2 separate regions of the Homo sapiens genome follow, and region 2 is linked to region 1. Evidence: read pairs that join two places in POLR2A ChIA-PET (ENCODE). Cell type or tissue: HepG2. All regions are shown on one strand. Each heading gives the region's core, and the rest is flanking DNA. Links, peaks and the distances in the headings are about the cores only. Region 1 overlaps ARFGAP3 (ARF GTPase activating protein 3). Region 2 has its middle 10 kb from the start of TTLL1.

Region 1 (7,231 bases), core at 711-5,710:
AAACAGTATAATTATATATTGAGTACAAGATAATGAAACTAGAACAATTTGCTCAGCCTTATAAAGCCAGCATGGCCTTAATTAGAATAGACAACTGTCTATAGCTCTAAATCAGAGCAAATGTGATATTAGGGTGCTCTTATCAAGGGATTTTAAGGAATGTTTTCAAGATTGGGTAAAGACAGAGTGGGAGGGGAAAAATAAAAGTAAAAAAGCATTGAGAGCTATACAATCAAAACATTAGAAAGCCAATAAAGGTTTGGAGATGAGGAAGGAAAGTCTGTGTGTTTCTGAGCAGGGACTAGTGGCCGTTAGTCGTCCCACTCACCCCATCCTTCCAAAGGTCAGCTGGAGTCCTGGCTGGTGGTCTGTCGGTCCTCTTAGTGAGTTGCCAGTCCTCCTACTGAGTTGCTCCTGCTTAGCATGAGCACAGAGAGCCTCTCGTGGATGACTGGAAGACAGAGAAGCCGCCAGCCAGCCCACGCATGGACTGCTGCCTCACAGGCTCATGCTGGTCAGGGGGACCCAAGCCGATGGCTGTCTCTCTTCTTTGACTTCTGAATAGTTCAGTCACTTAAAAGTAATCTGATTCCTCTACATTTCAGGATAAGTACATTGGCTTATAAGAATGAAGAATGTTATTTCCTTAGAGTGTTGCTAAATCTACAAAATTTAGTATCACAGAGTCATGAAGAACCTGGAAGTTCCACCCCACCCTCACCCTGCACCAGTCCAGTGCTGACCCCCCTCTTCCCACTCCAGGGCAGTCCAGCCTCTACTACACCCTTCCTTCTCCTCAAGGCAGCCATTTGGTCCCAGGTCAGCTCCGTGAGAAACTCTGCCTTTCATTAATGCAGCTTCTGAGGCTTCTGCATTCAAGTCAGCCTCCCTTCCATAAGTCAGTTCCCAAGCCTCATGAGGGCAGGAGCTGAATGTGTCTTCTTGCCCTTTGTCTTCCCCTAGCAGAGTGCCTGACTCCTCGTAGGTGCTTATTAAGTAGTTTTAAAATTCCTCACTGAATTGATCTTAGTTCTTTCATGGTGCCTTAAAATAAGTCCCTCAAACATGTGAATATCACCTTGCAGGCCAGCACACATCCCACATCTTTTGAACCTTCCTCCGATGTAACTTCCGGTTCCTTCAGTGTCCTGATCTCTCTTCTCTGAAAGGGGATCGGTCATCTCTCTTCCTCCAGGCAGAGCCTGGGTGCAGTACAGATCCACTCATCCGCCATAGGGAGAGCCTGGTCGGTTTCTAGCTGAAATCCAGATACACTTTGAACACCACGTTTTCCTTCCTAAGGAGTAGATGCTAGTGTCATGAGATTTGTTCTTAATGACCTTCTTGCCAGAGAAGGCAGAAGCCACATTTAGAAATTCTACTTTCTGTCTATTAAGGATGTAATATCATACCATCTGCTCCAACAGCAGTTTATCCTCTGTCCCTTTTTTGTTTCGTTTTGTTTTCTGCCAAGAAAGAGTAAATGTGTTCTTAGCATTTCCCCCACCCAGATCTTAGCTCACCGAGGTCCCTGGCCTCTTTGCTCTTATGGGTTCTTGCTTCCCTCTTATATTGGCCTTTGGTTACTGGCCCCTCTGACCTCCTATGATCTGCATCTTCTGTGCAACTCCTTATAGCACGGAGCTTGGTGCTCATCTTATTTCCAGTGTGCTTCCTGTCCTTACTCTCTGGAGAAAACCTGGATGATGTCTGTTAAGGCCTCTGCATTCTCTTCTGTCACCCTTCCTTTCCTAAGACCTCCCTGGGATCTGCCTCTCTCCTCTGAACTTCTTGGACTGCCTTAATGAGGTGTGTATATCTGGCCAGACTGCTTTTCCATCCTAAGCTATCGTGAATTCTGGCATGGCACAGTCCCTTTTTTTTTTTTTTTTTTTTTTTGAGACAGTATCCCACTCTGTCACCCAGGCTGGAGTGTAGTGGCATGATCATGGCTCACTGCAGTCTCGGCCTCCCAGGCTTAGGTGAGCCTCCCAAGTAGCTGGGACTATAGGCGTGCCACCATGCCCCATTAATTTTTTCTTTTAATCCCCGGAGATGGTCAGGAAACGGTTATTTTATTTGTTTATTTATTTTTTATTTTGCATTTTTTGTAGAGATGGGGCTTTGCCATGTTGCCCAGGCTGGTCTGGAACTCCCAGGCTCAAGCAATCCACCTGCCTTGGCCTCCCAAAGTGCTGGGATTACAGGTGTGAGCCACCGTGCCTGGCTGGTTGATGGTCACTTTTTCTCAAGGTTTTGGCACATCCACCTCGCCTGTCAGTCTCTCCTGTTCCAGGCAGACCTTGCTGCTCTTGGTCAAAGATTTTTCTCTAATCACACAGGACCAAAAGCCAACACTGAGTGCTGCTCTCTGAGCAATGCCCTGCTCAGTGACAATTGGCTAATTAAAGTGTAAACTGATCTGAAGGCCAGGCTCTCCTGGGATGCTTGCAAATCAGATCAAGTTTACTGCAGGCTCCAGGCTGAAAGACTATCCCCAGAATGGTCCAGTGATCATGATCCATAGCTTTGTATCCAACTCCAGGAGGAGGTTAATGAGCATCATTTACATCATTTTCATTGAATGTGCTTAACACGGAAGGGATTGCCAACAAGAAGCTCCTTGTATGGAGTCAGTTCTCTAGGCCCAGCAGTGTTATTTGTGATTGCCTAACCAGGCGGAATGAGACCTAAAGACAGTGAAATGTGTAACCTGTGGTAGATAACATTTAAAGATGCCCTGTGTTGTCTGGATAGGCCAAGTTATACTAAGGTTATAAACATCCCCCAGATCTCAAGGGCTGAACACAATGACAATTGATTTCTTTTTCACATAAAGTCAGCTAAGGGTTCAGGTGGTTCTCTAGAGTACCTGTCCTCCATGTGTCATCTTGATTGTCCAGACTGATGGAGGTTTCACCTACCTGAGACTGTAGCACCTGGAACACAATCTCTTCCATGTAGCTTGGGAAGAGAGGACTGGGCAAGGTTGAACACAGGTACTTGAAAGGCCTTGGAAATGACACACCTCGTGTCTGCTCCTGTCTCATTGGCTAGACCTAGTTATGTGACTGCCATTAACTTCAAGGAGGCATCCCCCACATCTGTGGAAGTGAGAGAGCCCAGGACGAGTGTCAACAAGGACCTCCAAAGTCACTGTTGTACTCTTGCTCCTACAGTTACTTTGACGAGCCAGTGGAGTTAAGGAGCAGTTCTTTCTCTAGCTGGGATGACAGTTCAGATTCCTATTGGAAAAAAGAGACCAGCAAAGATACTGAAACAGTTCTGAAAACCACAGGCTATTCAGACAGGTATGAATGCAAAACTGTGGGGTTGTAGTAGTGAATCCATGCATTTCTGGGAAAAAATTGCTGATAACATGATGACATGAAAACCCTTGTAAGGGGCTGGGCACGGCGGCTCATTCCCATAATCCCAGCACTTTAAGAGGCCGAGGTCAAAGGATCACTTGAGCCCAGGAGTACAAGGCTGCAGTGAGCTATGATCACGCCAGTGTACTCTAGCCTGGTCAACAGAGTAAGTCCCCCTCAAAAAGGAAAACCTTTTGAAACCTTTTGTAAGACTAGTAAATGATTTTGTTCTACTATTTCAGGAATATTGTTTTGATTTTGTTTTTTTGTTTTGTTTTGTTTTATTTTTGAGACAGAGTCTCACTCTGTTGCCCAGGCTGGAGTGCAGTGGTGCAATCTCAGCTTACTGCAGCCTCCGTCTCCCAGGTTCAAGCGATTCTCCTGCCTCAGCCTCCCGAGTAGCTGAGACTACCGGTGCACACCATCATGCCAGGCTAATTTTTGTACTTTTAGTAGAGACGGTTGCCTCACCAGCCAGGCTGGTCTCAAACTCCTGACCTCAAATGATCCGCCTGCCTCGGCCTCCCAAACTGCTGGGATTACAGGTGTGAGCCACCGTGCCCAGCCTGTTTTGATTTTAAATTACTGATTCTAAATAGGAAGTGCACATCAGAATCCTCTGTGGACCTTGAAAGAAATGTGTGTGTGGAGTCCTCTTCCCTGAAGATTCTGATCCATGGGTCAGGGGTGGCCTAGGTCAGGAAGGTTTCACCTTTTTCCCCAATTTTTTTTTTTTTTTTTTTTTTTTTAAGATGGAGTCTTGCTCTGTCACCCAGGCTGGAGTGCAGTGGTGCAATCTCAGCTCACTGCAAGCTCCGCCTCCTGGGTTCACACCATTCTCCTGCCTCAGCCTCCCGAGTAGCTGGGACTACAGGCGCCCGCCACCACGCCTGGCTAATTCTTTTGTATTTTTAATAGAGACGGGGTTTCACCATGTTAGCAAGGATGGTCTCGATCTCCTGACCTCATGATCCACCCGTCTTGGCCTCCCACAGTGCTGGGATTACAGGCGTGAGCCACCGCACCCGGCCTTTTTTCCCCCAATTTTAAGGTATTATTTACATATAGTAAAATTCATCTTTTTAAACTTACAGTTCTGACAAGCACATACATTCATGTAATTACCACCAAAACCAAGAAACAGAACAGTTCCCATCACCCCCAAATTTTCCCCATGCCCTTTGTAGTCCCCCCTCCCCTGCCCCTGGCCCCTGGTCACCCCAGGTCTGTTTTCTGGCCTTACAATTTTGCCTTTCCCAGATATCATATAAATGGAGTCATGTAGCAATTGGCCTTCCTACTCTGGTTTAACTTGTCTTAGTACACTTGGGGAAGACTCATTCATTCTTGTATTCATTCCTCTTACTTGCCAAGTTTATCCATTCACCTGCTGAAGGGCTGTCTCCAGTTTTTGGTGATTATGAATGAATTTATTTTCCAACCAGAGGACTTCTGAGAGTGCAAGGGGGTACTACTAATATGTTGGGACAACAGGTGTGACTTGAAATTGTCCCAGGTAACTGGGACATTTTATAACCTATACAATGTAGAGAGAGCAGTGTCCTATGGACATTCCAAACAATGTATTCAGTGTTTACCCAGTTGATCTGAAATGTGATATAACATATTTGAACTGAAATGTGAAATAACAGACCCCGTTTTAAACAGAAATTCCTTCAAATTTTGTATCGTTTGGGTATTTATTCTTTTTTTTTTAATTAGAATTTTCAGGCTTTTAAAAACAGCCTAAAATCCTTTTACAAAATTTACTGCTGTTGGCATTTTAAAAAATAAAATGAGTATGAAACACATTTGCTTCACCTCAAATTAGTTTAACCTAATTTGGCTGTTTTTAATTGCAGACCTACTGCTCGCCGCAAGCCAGATTATGAGCCAGTTGAAAATACAGATGAGGCCCAGAAGAAGTTTGGCAATGTCAAGGCCATTTCATCAGATATGTATTTTGGAAGACAATCCCAGGCTGATGTAAGGGTCCAGAGAGTTTCTTTGGGTGCCCCATAATGCAGGAAGGAAGTGTGGGTGTGGGCATTGTCGGGGAGGAGATCCTGAGTGAGCTGGGCTCAGGCTGCCAGATGCCCTCTGGCCTGAAAGTGCTGGAGTCAGGACTTGAACCCAGGTCTGTATAACTGATCATGTGCTTGCTACCTCAGCAAGAGGAATGTTTACAAGACAAGGACTTATCTCACAGTTGTCTTATTCCTCTCTTGGTGTTTTGAATAGCCATTATCCAGTATCTTTTGAATATATTTCAATTGTTGGTGCAGCTGTAATTTACTTAATAACTTTTAAACATAGTGAAATGAAGCACATAGATATGTTTCTTTTTTTTTTTTTGAGACGGAGCCTCCTTCTGTCACCCAGGCTGGAGTGCAGTGGCATGATTTCAGCTTACTGCAACCTCCGCCTCCCAAGTTTAAGCGATTTTCCTGCCTCAGCCTCCCAAGTAGCTGGGAATACGGCCGTGCACCACTACACCTGGCTAATTTTTGTATTTTTAGTAGAGATGAGGTTTCACCATATTGGCTAGGCTGGTCTTGAACTCCTGACCTCAGGTGATCTGGCTGCCTCGGCCTCCCAAAGTGCTGGTATTACAGGCGTGAGCCACCACGCCCAGCCAGATATGTTTCTGAGGAGTGCATATATTTATTTTCAGGTTGTTGGCTTTTCTCAGAAATGTTAATGAACTTGGCCAGGCACTGTGGCTCACACCTATAATCCTAGCACTTTGGGAGGCTGAGGCAGGTGGATCACTTGAGGCCAGGAGTTCGAGACCAGCCTGGCCAACATGATGAAACTCCGTCTCTACAAAAAATACAAAAATTAGCTCGGTATGGTGGTACGCGCTTCTAGTCCAGCTACTTGGGAGGCTGAGGCAGAGAATCGCTCGAACCCAGAAGCAGAGTGAGACTCTGTCTCAAAAAAAAAAAAAAGAAAGAAATGTTAATGAACTCATCATAGTGAAGTCTTGCTAAGCTGTAAGACTCAAGTGGAAGTGGGGAGGTTTACGTCTTTCCTCTCATCCTGAATTGCTAGTGTGCCTCTGACTATTTGGATGATGGTTTCCTAAAATGTGCTGAATGTATTTTGCAGAAATTTAAACTTCTGCAAGTGTAACATTTCGCCATCATTTCGAAAGTAGAATTGCCCCTTGCTGTTCCCACAGTCCATAAAATCTGCCTTGCTTCAAAGTTGACATTCAAGTTCAGTTTTAAAATAGTGTCATGGGGCTTGGAAAAGAGACTCTTAGAGTGGCCTTTGCTGACAGCTGGCTAGAAGCAGCACCAGGAGAGAGATGCCGCTCTCCCTCCCTCACTCCGACGGCCTCCGCACTGGCCATCGTGGCTGAGGTGTTGTATGTTGATCAGTCTGCCTGTGACCTGCCTCCCATGCAGAACATGAGCTTTGTGCTGTCCCGCAGGACCTGGCCTTGGCAGTGGCATTCAGTAACTGTTGGAAAGAAAGAGCCTGGGGGTCAAACACTTTCAAATGACAGCTCTTCAGTGATTCTTTTTGCAAAACTGCCCACAATCTTTGGAGCCTAACATTTCCTTTTCCTTGTCTTCTCTAGTATGAGACCAGGGCCCGCCTAGAGAGGCTGTCGGCAAGTTCCTCCATAAGCTCGGCTGATCTGTTCGAGGAGCCGAGGAAGCAGCCAGCAGGTAGGGGGCACTGAACAAGAGCTGGTCTCTGTCATGTCTACGGTATGAACACATTTCATCTGGATAGGACTGTTTCCTTTTCCAAGATATTTTAGCAACCATTATTCGATGCTCTGATCTCTGCTATAAGTCAGGTAGAGCAGAAGTTACTATTCCAGGCTTCACACGTAAGGAGACCAA
Region 2 (7,231 bases), core at 1,034-6,033, 290 kb before region 1:
TTTTTTTTTTTTTTTTTTTTTTTTTTGAGACAGAGTCTCGCTCTGTCACCCAGGCTGGAGTGCAGTGGCGTGATCTCGGCTCAATGTAACCTCTGCCTCCCCACTTTGAGCGACTCTCCTTCCTCAGCCTCCTGAGAAGCTGGGATTACAGGCACCCACCACCACACCTGGATAGTTTTTATATTTTTTATTGAGACAGGGTTTCACCATGTTGGCCAGGCTGGTCTTAAATCTTGACGTCAAGTGATCCACCTGCTTCAGCCTTGCAAAGTGCTCAGTTTATAGGCATGAGCCATCGTGCCCAGCCCTCTCTCTCTCTCAGTCTCTCTCTCTCTCTCTCTCTCTATATGTATATATATGTGTGTATGTATGTATATATGTATATATGTGTATATATGTATATATGTGTATATGTGTATATATGTATATATGTATATATGTGTATATGTGTATATATGTATATATGTATATATGTGTATATGTGTATATATGTATATGTGTATATATGTGTATATATGTATATATGTGTATATATATGTATATGTGTGTATATATATATGTGTATATATATATATTTTCTTTTTTTTTTGAGACAGAGTCTCACTTTGTCTCCCAGGCTGGAGTGCAGTGACGCATTCTCGGCTCACTGCAACTTCCACCTCCTGGGTTTAAGCCATTCTCCTGCCTCAGCCTTCCAAGTAGCTGGGACTACAGGCGTGTGCCACCATGCCTGGCTAATTTTTTGTATGTTTAGTAGAGAGGAGGTTTCACTGTGTTAGCCAGGATGGTCTCGATCTCCTGACCTTGTGATCCGCCCGCCTCGGCCTCCCAAAGTGCTGGGATTACAGGCGTGAGCGCCCGGCTTTAACTTTTTTTTACAGACATTATGTTGAATGAAAGAAGCCAGACACGAGGCCAGGTGCGGTGGCTCACGCCTGTAATACTAACACTTCGGGAGTCCAAGGCAGGTGGATCACCTGAGGCCAGGAATTTGAAACTAGCCTGGCCAACCCTGTCTCCACTAAAGACACAAAAATTAGCCGGGTGTGGTGGTGCACGCCTGTAATCCCAGCTACTCGGGAGGCTGAGGCAGGAGAATTGCTTGAACCAGGGAGGTGGAGGTTGCAGTAAGCCAAGATCGTGCCACTGCACTCCAGCCTGGACAACAAGAGCGAAACGCCATCTCGAAAAAAAAAAAAAAAAGAAGCTGGACACAAAATAAAGCATGCTGTAATTCCATTTCTATGACGTTCATAACTAGGCATAACTAGGCACAACTAATCTACGGCATTAGATGTGAGATCGGTGACTCCCTCTCCAGGGTGGGGATGGGTATTGGCTGGGAAGGGGCATGATGGAAGCTTCTGGGGTAACACAGATGGTGGCTGCAGGGGTACATATGTATGCAAACATACATTGAACTGAATGCTTAGGATCTGTGCACTTTTGGGTATATCAATTAAAACTCAATACTAAACAATAAAATCAAAGCAAAGCCCAGTGGATCAAACTTGAAATAGTCAACATCAAGGATTTTAATCCAGATCTGGATTCACAGCTGCCAGGGTGCTTGGTAGGCCAAGGCCATGGTGAGATCTGAGAGGCCAGCTTTGCAGGTGACAAGAATAATGTAACTGAAAACAGGACCAGTGCATTTCAGAGCAAATTATGGAGGCTCAACCCGCCAGGCCTCTCAGCTCAGTGCCACAGCCATGTAACAGACACACGTTTGGGCCAGATATCCAAATGGCTAGTGTGACCAACATAATCTACTGTGGCCTGTCAGGAGGATGGAGAACAGGCCTCCATTCTGTGAGACAATTCCAGGAATCCAGGGTCAGAAAAGAGGTGATCTCAGCTCCTGCAGCATTGCGGAGGCCTTGGGCAGCAGTCCGGAGACGTCCTACAGTGATGGCCACTGCTGTCCCTGCCAGGAGCAGGCTCAAGGCCCCAGATTATCACCCAAGCCGGGTCTGATGGGAGGGGCTAGGCCCATGTGGTGTAAGCAGGAAGGACCTCCAGTCCTGCGGAACCTCCTTTCGCCCAGAAATAACATCCCTTCTGACAACTGAGCTTATCAGAGTGATAGCAGATATTTTCAAAACAATAGCAGCTCTGGCAGCTCCTGGGGTTCAACCTGCACCCTCAACGAGGATGGGGTGGCCATGGAATTGGCAGTGGCCGCCACCCACACCTCTGCTCTCAGGGCACTCTGGGAAAGACCTCTTCATCTCCTTTTTTTTTTTGGAGACAGAGTTTCCCTCTTGTTGCCCAGGCTGGAGTGCAATGGTGCGATCTTGGCTCACCGCAACCTCTGCCTCCTGGGTTCAAGTCATTCTCCTGCCTTAGCCTCCCAAGTAGCTGGGATTACAGGCGCCCGCCACCATGCCTGGCTAATATTTTTGTATTTTTAGTAGCGACGGGATTTCACCATGTTGGCCAGGCTGGTCTCGAACTCCTGACCTCAGGTGATCTACCCGCCTCAGCCTCTCAAAGTGCTGGGATGACAGGCCTGAGCCACTGTGCCTGGCTGGGAAGAATCTCTTCTAGCCAACCTTCCCCTGGTCTATCAGCCCCAACACGGGTGTACATTTTTGCTCCTCTGCACCCCAAAAAGCGGACCCTCAGTAGATGTCTGTTGCACAAATGAGTGGATTTTTCCATCCCTTTTCATCTCCACAACAACCTTAAGAGACAATTTCTGCTGTTGCCACTTTACAGGAGAGGAAACTGAGGCCAGACAGGCAAAATGATGCCCTGAGGTCTTGTGGGCCATGGGAGGACCCAATTTCTCATTCCAGGCCCACAGGTCTCCTGGTTTCACCACTCTCTCCAACTTTCCTTCTCCTGCCTCGAAGAATGAGGAAGACTCAGGAGATACAGCATGCTGGGATTTTCCCCTCTCGTGAGTAACCATTTCTTTTGAAGTTCTGTAATAGTCATATCTCTTTTGCCCCAGGAAGTTTATGTTACCATGTCCCCACGAATCATGAAAGAGATGCAAAGAAAAGCAGCAACAATGCTCTCAGTATTTCATCCTTTGATGGCCTGTCAGATAGGCAGGAGCCTGGCCGTCTTGTCAGCCTGTGCTGGAAATACACACGGACACACCCTCTTAGGAGGGCAGTCTGGTGAATACCTCAAAACATTTAAAATGTGGGGCAGGGCCGGGCACCGTGGCTCATGCCTGTAATCCCAGCATTTTGGGAGGCCGAGGCGGGTGGATCACAAGATCAGAAGATCAAGACCATCCTGGCCAACATGGTGAAACCCCATCTCTACTAAAAATACAAAAATCAGCTGGGCATGGTGTCATGCGCCTCTAGTTCCAGCTACTCAGGAGGCTGAGGCTGGAGAATCACTTGAACCTGGGAGGCGGAGGTTGCACTGAGCCGAGATTGCACCATTGCGCTCCAGCCTGGGTGACAAGAGTGAGACTCTGTCTCAAAAAAAAAAAAAAGTGCATGGTTGGGCCGGGCATGGTAGGTCACACGTGTAATCCCAGCACTTTGGGAGGCCAAAGCAGGCGGATCACTTGAGGTCAGGAGTTCGAGACCAGCCTGGCCAACATGGTTAAACCCTCTCTTCACTAAAAATACAAAAATTAGCCAGGCAGGGTGGCGCATGCTTGTAATCCCAGCTTCTCTGGAGGCTGAGACACGAGAATCACTTGAACCCAAGAGGTGGAGGTTGCAGTGAGCCGAGATGGCACCACTGTACTCCAGCCTGGGCAACAGAGTGAAAATGCGTCTCAAAAAAAAAAAAAAAAAAAAAAAGACCAGCCTGGCCAACATGGCAAAACGCCATCTCCACTAAAAATACAAAAATTAGCCGGGCATGGTGGTGGGCGCCTGTATTCCCAGCTACTCGGGAGGCTGAGGCAGGAGAATCACTTGAACCTGGGAGGTGGAGGCTGCAGTGAGCCAAGACTGCGCCACTGCACTCCAGCCTGGGCAGCAGAGTGAGGCCCTGTCTCAAAAAAAAAAAAAAAATGACCCAGATATGTATTTCATTTAGGACATTCTAGATAGAAGGACTCCTGTGAGCGAGCCAAGGTGAGGAAGACAAAGTCTGAGTGTTGACATGTAGCAGCAAAAGCTAGCCTGGCTCTTTGCCTCGGAAGGAAGGGAGCTACCAGCCAAGTTGGCTGCAGGGGGTAAGGCCGGGAACTGCAGGGGCTAGAGAATTCCAGACAGGAGGCCCCAGTGGGAACCTGGAACCTGGAGGTGGGTGGAAGCCCTTGTCTCAGCTGCCTGTGAAGCATTTGCAGGGTTAGTGTTATTTTTCTGCTTCTCTCTAACCTGGTGAAGTGTGTAGCATGAGCCCATTTCACAGACGCGGAAGCTGACTTCAGCCAGGGTCAGCCCTCCTGCACAACCCCAGTTTGAACTCAGGTGTGTCCAAGTTTCAATTTCTTTCTTTCTTTTTTTTTCTTTTTTTTGAGACGGAGTTTCGCTCTTGTTGCCTCAGCCTCCTGAGTAGCTGGGATTACAGGCACGCACCACCATGCCCAGCTAATTTTTGTATTTTTAGTAGAGACGGGGTTTCACCATGTTGGCCAGAATGGTCTTGATCTCCTGACCTCGTGATCCACTCACCTCGGCCTCCCAAAGTGCTGGGATTACAGGCATAAGACACCGTGCCCAGCTGGACCAGGCAGATATTCTACAGGGTCCGGGCCAGGACTGTGTTGGCCCCAGACAAGCTCTGGGCCTGGGCCAGCCTCTACATGTCTGTGAGCCTCAGGTTCCTTCTGTGCTAAACAGGGAAAACCTAAAAGGGACTGCTGTGGGGTCAAGTGGACGTCCTGATGTAAACCAGACCTTAGTTCTCATTTTCCTGCCTTTCCTGTTGGGGCTGGGAGCTTAAATGATTGACAGAAACTTTTTTTTTCTTTTTTTTGAGACAGAGTCTCACTCTGTGGCTCAGGCTGGAGAGCAGTGGTGCCATTATAGCTCATTGCAGCCTCCAACTACTGGGCTTAAGCAATCGTCCTGCTTCAGCCTCCAAAAATGTTGGGACTACATAAGCCCAGCAGGAACTCTTCCGCCATCTCTCGCCAACACCACCCTGCCTTCCTGTTGCCCCATTGCCCTTCCCTGGCTCCCTCAGCTGTGAGTACTGCCTCCGGCGCTGTCTGGGGGTGAGGTGTGCAGTGCGCCTGACGGAGGGAGCAAGGAGGGCTCACTGAAGTCAAGACCCACATTCCTGGCACAGTTTGCTGTCTTCAATTCTGCCTCCTCAACAGCATTGCAAGGTGGGGTGCATGGCTCCTTCCTGATGGAGAAACCAAGGCCCAGGGACCTGGAGGGCCGAGCTTAGGTCCAGTGAAGAGGATCAGAGGTTCAGCTCTCTTCTTCTTCTTCTTTTATTTATTTTTTTTATTATTATTATTTTTTTAGATGGAGTCTCGCTCTGTCACCCAGGCTGGAGTGCAGTGGCACGATCTCAGCTCACTGCAAGCTCCGCCTCCTGGGTTCTCGCCATTCTCCTGCCTCAGCCTCCCAAGTAGCTGGGACTACAGGCGCCCACTACCACGCCTGCTAATTTTTTGTATTTTTAGTAGAGATGGGGTTTCACCATGTTAGCCAGGATGGTCTCGATCTCCTGACCTCGTGATCCGCCCGCCTCGGCCTCCCAAAGTGCTGGGATTACAGGCGTGAGCCACCGCGCCTGGCCTTTTTATTTATTTATTTATTGAGACGGAGTTTCGCTCTTGTTGCCCAGGCTGGAGTACAATGGTGCAATCTCGGTTCACCGCAACCTCCACCTCCCGAGTTCAAGTGATTCTCCTGCCTCAGCCTCCCGAGTAGCTGGGACTACAGGCATGTGCCACCACGCCCAGCTATTTTTAGCAGAGATGAAGTTTCTCCATGTTGGTCCGGCTAGTCTTGACCTCCCAACCTCAGGTGATCTCCCTGCCTCGGCCTCCCAAAGTGCTGGGATTACAGGCGTGAGCCACCGCGCCCAGCTCAGATCTCTTCTGAGGCAGTCTTGCTGCATCCCAGGAGGACCCAGGCCTGAGAGGAGTCTGGGGGTCCTAGCTGCCTGCTCGTTATAGGGTGCAGTTCTTCCCTCCATCCTTCACAGGCCTTACTGGTCATGTTTCAAGGCCAGGCCCATGTAGGTCTCTGGGGTACAGAGTAGAGCCTCTCCAGGCAGGTGAGAGCAGCAGACCGGTGACTGGTCAGCCCCGTAAGACGGGCTCTGTGCTGCCTGGGCTCCCTGAGCCTCCCTTACCTGCACCCCACCTCCCAGGCTCCGCTATCCACAACCCCTCACCCACACACCTCTGCCTTCCTCCTCCACCATCCAGCTGATACAAAAGAAAGAGCACCAAACACAGAGGCCTCCAGACCTGGACTCAGATCCCCTCTGGAAGCCGCTGGCTCCTCCTGGCTTGCAGGGGTCCAACCCCAGGCAATCTGGAGGAAGTCGGACAAAGGATCCGTTTCTGCGTCTCACTGGGCCGTGGGAGAGCGTGCAGGACCCAGCTCCCGGGAAGATCAGCCCCATCTTCCTCAGCTGGGGCCTCTGCTGTCTGTGCTGGGTGCTGCTTAGCAGGGGGTTGGGGAGGAGCTCTAGTCCCTTCCAGCTTCAAGCCCCTTGTCCCAACCCTCCCCACCAACCTTGGGTCCTGCTGTGGGTGGGGTGAACACACACATACACACACAGTCACTCACATGTGTTGGGAATGAAGTTTTTGGTGTCACACACAAAAAAAATTAACACAGAAACAAATGATCTCTCGGCAAGGTGCGCTTTACTTTCTGCAGAAAGGGCGCTGCTCAATAGCTGCTCAGCCACGAGAGCACACTGAGCGAAGGAGACTGTTATTTATAACCTAACGCATCTACCCTACTGCTGTGTCCAGTTTCCATTGGCTGGAATAGGACCTCACATTTTACACTTTACTCGATTGGCTATTGGTTTAAAACGTTTTAATTGGGTAAGGGGGACAGAACAAAGAAAGAAAAGGAAGTTGCCCAGGGATAGTTAAGGGAGCATCTCCAAATAAGGAATGGGACGCACTATGGGCTGGGGCTTTCTATTCTTTTTTTTTTTTTTTTTTTTTTTTTTGAGACGGAGTCTCGCTGTCACCCAGGCTGGAATGCAGTGGCACAATCTCGCCTCACTGCAGACTCCGCCCCCTGGGTTCACGCCATTCTCCTGCCTCAGCCTCCCGAGTAGCTGGGACTACAGGCGCCTGCCACCTCCCAGGCTAATTTTT

Evidence for each region. ChIA-PET counts read pairs that join two places held together with the same protein. Peaks named below come from ENCODE experiments on the same cell type or tissue, not always from the same donor. Only the 100,000 strongest peaks of a DNase experiment are listed, where the experiment ranks them.
Region 2: POLR2A ChIA-PET joins it to region 1 with 6 read pairs; 2 of 35 experiments call an interaction of 5 or more read pairs at or near these places.

The regions. Positions count from the first base shown.
Region 1 is chr22:42,806,893-42,814,123 of GRCh38, reverse strand. ARFGAP3 (ARF GTPase activating protein 3) reads left to right here. Exons shown (of 16, transcript NM_014570.5): 12 at 3,180-3,311; 13 at 5,234-5,357; 14 at 6,961-7,051. Among named protein-coding and RNA genes, the nearest start is that of ARFGAP3, 47 kb to the left of the region's middle. In HepG2, for the core only: no CTCF peak of the experiment used is centred there; no DNase peak of the experiment used is centred there.
Region 2 is chr22:43,096,163-43,103,393 of GRCh38, reverse strand. No RefSeq gene overlaps it. Among named protein-coding and RNA genes, the nearest start is that of TTLL1, 10 kb to the right of the region's middle. RefSeq lists an enhancer at 1,837-2,131. In HepG2, for the core only: no CTCF peak of the experiment used is centred there; a DNase peak (open chromatin) is centred at 3,003.